Linked DNA regions of Homo sapiens: region 2 is linked to region 1. The links are chromatin loops, found by intact Hi-C in ENCODE. Cell type or tissue: Caco-2. All regions are shown on one strand.

Region 1 (2,500 bases):
GCTGACAGTGGCTGCTGGGCCACCACTCACTGGGAAGTCTGCAGGGCTGGCAGTGGCCATTGGCCTCCGCTGTCTACAATAACTGTTCCCTCTTTTCCAAGCCCAACCATGCCTGCCTCTCACACTTCAGCAGGGCTGCTTGTGGCTGTTCCCACACCCAACCCCTCATCTTCCAGTCAGACCACAGACACATTCCAGAACCCCACCAGGCAGCATTTACAGCTTCTAACCTCTCATAGTCACGAGACCAAGGAAAACTGCCTGCTACAGAGATGGTAGGAGAGGGAACGGGAAGGAAAAGCAAGAACCAGGAACTAGGTAGAGCCAAGAAATGAGTCATGGTGTGTGAGAACAGGGCTGACGGGAGGGGTGGGGTAGGGGGAAGAGGTGGACATCAAAAAGGACCTGACTCCAAGATGATATGCAATAATTAACCATTGGAGGGCAGAAAGAGACTAAACACTTTTTTTTTCTTTTTAATGAATAATTGCTAATACTCAAGAGATGAAATACTTCTAACTCCAAATCTATTTGTGCTTTACATTTTACGTTTGGGGTTAGCTTTGTAAGGTGACAAGCCACCTTAGGTATAAGAAACAATGATTTTCCCAAATGCTGACTTTATGAAAGGCCTATTACTCAAAAAGAGTATTTATTGTTAGAAGTAATGGTTAAAATATATGATTGCCTAGAAAGGAAGTAAAAAATGAAAATCTGAAACCCGTGGTGAAAAGAGTGAGGCAGCTGTAACCTATTCCTCAACTTCTGAGTGTTAACAGGGCCCGTGTGGGGGTGGGGAGTGGGGGGATGGGGGGAATGGGCAGTTGGGGCTTGGGCGGAGAGAGGGCTGGGCTGCTGTGAGCAGGGAGGACTTCAGGGCTGGGTGCTGCTGCTCTCAAATCACGGTCAGTCTGTCCCTCTCACCCACACCCACATGGTGCTTACCTCACTCGGGTCAAAGATAGTGGAAGGCACAACAATCCCATTGGCTTTGGCAGCCTTGCGGATGATCACCTCTGCCTCTTCAAATCGTCCCTGAGAGATGAGCCATCGGGGGGACTCAGGGATGAACCTGGCAGTACAAGGTCCAATCTCAGTGAGGCCTCCCTGCCAACAGCAGACCCACAGACCAGGTAGAGCACAGCCATAGGTGGGAATAAGGTTGCAGAACCAGAGCTTGTGGAATGTTTGGTGATCACAAGCCAGAAGCAAAGAGCTGATCCACACGCAGCAATAACCTGGGGTGGATGAGCTTATGTGTACCCCACACCGCACAAAAATGGGAGAGCCCTGCACCCCCTGACGGCATCCCCATGCTGGCTGGCCACCTCCATTTCTGAAGAGCAGTGTTGCCATCTGCTGGGCTGAGGAGATGGGTGCAAGATGGGCTCCGGAAGCCTGGCTTCTGTGCATGTCTATGTCAGCCCAGGCCCTGCTACACTCTCCTCCCTGTCCCCGGCACCAACAGAAGCTTCTGCACTGGCCTTTTAGCTTCTCTTCTCTCCTCACCCTACCCCTGATTTATCCAACAGATTAGTCAGATACTCTACCTAAAATAGCATGTTTGGCCAGGTGCAGTGGTTCACTCCTATAATCCCAGCACTTTAGGAGGCCAAGGCCGGTGGATCATTTGAGGCTAGGAGTTCCAGACCAGCCTGGCCAACGCAGTGAAACCCGTCTCTCCAAAGAAATACAAAAAAAATTAGCCAAGTGTGGTGGCAGGCACCTGTAGTCCCAGCTACTCGGGAGGCTGAGACATGAGAATCGCTTGAACTGGGGAGGCGGAGGTTGCAGTAAGTGGAAATCACGCCACTGCACTACAGCCTGGGCAACAGAGACTTTGTCTGAGAAAAAAAAAAGAAAAAAAAAGAAAAGAAAAAGAAAAGAAAAAAAGGAAAAAAATTAGCATGTTTATCAAGGCACTTGAGTGCTCTATGGATATTATTTTCCACCTTGCTGGGACCAGGTAGCCGCCCCCCACCCTCGGTCATGACTGGGCCCCATGATGTGCGGCTTACTCTCCCACTATGCCCTGAAATGCTCTCTGCTCCACTTGGGCTGGTGATCTCACCTTCTCCACCTGCAAGGGGTGATTCCCACCTTAGCACCTCTGCAGTGTTCCCCTCTTGGTCTGGAATGGCCTCTTCTCTGCCTGTTCAACTCCTCTACCTTGGTGGTGCAGAAGGAGCCTGGCTTCCTCCATGTGGCTACCCTGAGGACTCTTGCTTTTGGTGCCAGTGCCTGTGGCATGAGGCTTCAGCAGCACACAGCCAGAACTAGGGCCTACACTGTCCTGCCCTGAGGCTTGGGAACTTCCTACAGGGCATGCTGGACCCCATCTTCTCACAGCTACTGCTATTTTTCCCCACACTTGGGGCAACCCAGCACAGGGCTGAGAGCAAGTCTGTTGCTGTCATGGGATTCTGTTTTGTTTTGGCTCTTTTGAGTGTGGAGAAAACATTCTGAAATAATTTATAATCTATGCTTCCTGTCTCTGGGA
Region 2 (2,500 bases), 110 kb after region 1:
TGCAGATCACAGTCCTCTCTGGAGGAAAAGACTAATGCCAGTTCTTCCCAAGTGAGTCCCTAGATTCAGGGCAACCTGGTCACAGTTCAGAGGTTTGCTTTTCCAGAGCCTGAGGCATGCAGTCTCAACTTCTGACAACTGGAAATGTAGAGGAATAGCTTTGACAGGTTTGTAAATGACCAACAAGGAGGAGAGATTGGCTATTAAACTCCAACACAGTAGTAATTATACATTAACAGGGAAATAGATCAGATGACCAGAATCCAGTAACAAAGATTCGTACAAAATTAGGAAAAGTTCCTACCAATCATTAAGAAGAAGTTAAATAAGCCTTGGAAAAAAATCATGAAGGGTTTGGGGTAACTTACACAAGAACTGCTCTTTTGAGAGTGAGGACCACTCTGTTCCCTTAGTGCTAGGCACCCAGCAAACACACCATAAATGCTCAAAAACTGAATGTTCATCACTGGTAATCAGAGAAATGCAAATTAAAACAAACGCATATGACATTTTACTTAACAGACTGGCAAAAATGAAAAAAGAAACATAATATCCTGAGCTGGCAGGAGCACAAGGAAATGGGTCTCGTGCTGATGATGAATGTGAATTGATAACAGTTTTTTTGTGATTTGCGATAGCACAAAATTGAAAACAGCACAAATGTACGTTACTCTGGGCTCGCTAAATAGGCACTAAATAAAACGAGTCAGTTTCTTCTCCCGAGCAAGTAAACTAGAGGGTAGATCCACGCGACCCGGAGTCTAGGACACATCCTCGGGAGTGAACAGCCACAATTCACAGACGATGTGTGCAGCCGGGGCATGAAAGGCCCAAGGCAAACACACCACGAGGTAAACGCCGGGACTCTGAGGAGAGGGGTGGAAGCCGGGACTTCGAGGAGGGGTGGAATTGACTTAGAGACAGGAGGGAGCCTCTTGGAGGGCAAAGCTGCCCTGGGCAAGTGTTCTTTTCTTTCTAAACCTTCCTTCTGGTCTCTGTCTGGAAATTTAAGCGCGCCCCCTGGTGGGGGAGAGAGGAAGGGGAAGAAAAGGGGGTCTCGGAGGAGAATAAAGTGCTCGTGGGTGGAAGAAACCTGGAACAGAAAATGCCAGAAAAACCTGGAACAGAAGTGCAGACGGCCCGCGGCGGCCCCGGTGATCTCCACACTCAATCACCCTCTCCAGGGGAGCGATCGCTCCTGAGGCTGCCAGCACCCCACCACCACCCCCAACCCGCTAGTGCCGATGACGGCCACAGAGGCCTTTCTCGCCCCCAGCTCACCTTTGCACACACAGTTCCCCCGTGCAGAGTTTGTGCCTCCCTCATCTCTTAGTTCTCAGCTAAGACTTTCCCTGACCCCACCCAGGTCATACCTCCTGTCGTCGCGCCGCACGCAGCATCCCAGACCTCACCTTCGTATTACTAGAGCTGGCCCGTTGTGATTCAGGTCTGCCTTCCACCCAGGCTGTGGCCCCCTTCAGGGCAGCATGGTACCCGTCCTGCTCACTACTGCACCCAGAGCCTAGGACATGCCTGGCACCTAAGCAGATACTACTGTACTCGGGAGCCATGCATGGCCTGCGCAGGAGGGTGGCAGGCCAGGTGACAGGTTCAAGGTGGAGCAGAGGAGCTTTATTAGAGGGACAGGGTGAAACATATTTACACCGGCCGAGCAGGGACCTTAAGAAGCAGGCGTGGGAGCAGGGTCCCAGCTCAGACGAGTTCCACCTTGGCATTGGGGTACACCGCCACCACGTCGTAGCCCTCGGGCGGCTTCACGCGCGCCTTGGCGTGGCTCTCACAGTAGAGCCGCTCGTCCAGAAAGAAGTAACCACGCTGCTTGAGGTTCAGGCCGCAGTCACTGCACATGAAGCACTCGGGATGGTAGAGCTTGTCCCGTGCCTTGACGATGGTGCCCCTGATGGGGGGAACGAGACAGGACAGCGTCGAGTGACTGATGGGTTCACGACTGCGCCCGCATCCAGGGCCCTGGAAGGCTAGGGTCCGGGAGGGGCAGCGGGGGCGGTTACTCACACGATGCCGTGGCCGCAGCGCGTGCACTCGGGCAGCCCCTGCAGGCCGCTCAGCGGAGCGCCCAGCTTGCTGGCCGTGGGCTTGAGGTTCCGGGGGCCGCCAGGCCCGGGCCAATCCCCTGAAACCCGGAGCGTAGGTGGCATGAACGGGGTGAGGAGGTCAGAACTCCATTTCTGCGGGGTGTTTGGTTGGGCGCCAGACGGGCCATCGGCACCCGAGACTGGGGAACGGGTTTGGCGGGCGTGGGGTGAGGGGCAGCGACAGGGGGTGGAGAGGGAATCGGGAAGCCAGGGCGTAGCAAGGTTGTAGCAAGGGCGTGGGACCGGGCCGCAGAGACCGAAGAGGGCAGGTGACTGCGAGGCGGGACGTGGGGTCGCTAGGGGGCAACCTGGGCACTGCAGGGAGTGGGAAGGCAGATGGGGACAGGTGGCAGGCGTCTTACCGCCCTCGCCGGCCTCTAGCATGC

What was found. Hi-C counts contacts between places; a loop is a spot of excess contacts. Peaks named below come from ENCODE experiments on the same cell type or tissue, not always from the same donor. Only the 100,000 strongest peaks of a DNase experiment are listed, where the experiment ranks them.
Region 2: a loop joins it to region 1, with 3 times the contacts of the local background. A loop is called at or near these places in 15 of 110 quality-filtered maps.

What each region holds. Positions count from the first base shown.
Region 1 is chr5:132,385,597-132,388,096 of GRCh38, reverse strand. It overlaps SLC22A5 (solute carrier family 22 member 5), which reads right to left. Exons shown (of 10, transcript NM_003060.4): 5 at 946-1,072. Among named protein-coding and RNA genes, the nearest start is that of MIR3936HG, 17 kb to the right of the region's middle. RefSeq lists enhancers at 1,257-1,466, 1,607-1,656, 2,150-2,479. In Caco-2, a CTCF peak has its summit at 1,345 (motif pointing left); a DNase peak (open chromatin) is centred at 1,366.
Region 2 is chr5:132,271,443-132,273,942 of GRCh38, reverse strand. PDLIM4 (PDZ and LIM domain 4) reads right to left here. Exons shown (of 7, transcript NM_003687.4): 5 at 2,477-2,500; 6 at 2,035-2,152; 7 at 489-1,918. The coding sequence ends at 1,714. Among named protein-coding and RNA genes, the nearest start is that of PDLIM4, 15 kb to the right of the region's middle. RefSeq lists a silencer at 942-1,031 and enhancers at 826-1,325, 1,326-1,827. In Caco-2, a CTCF peak has its summit at 1,036 (motif pointing left); a DNase peak (open chromatin) is centred at 1,012.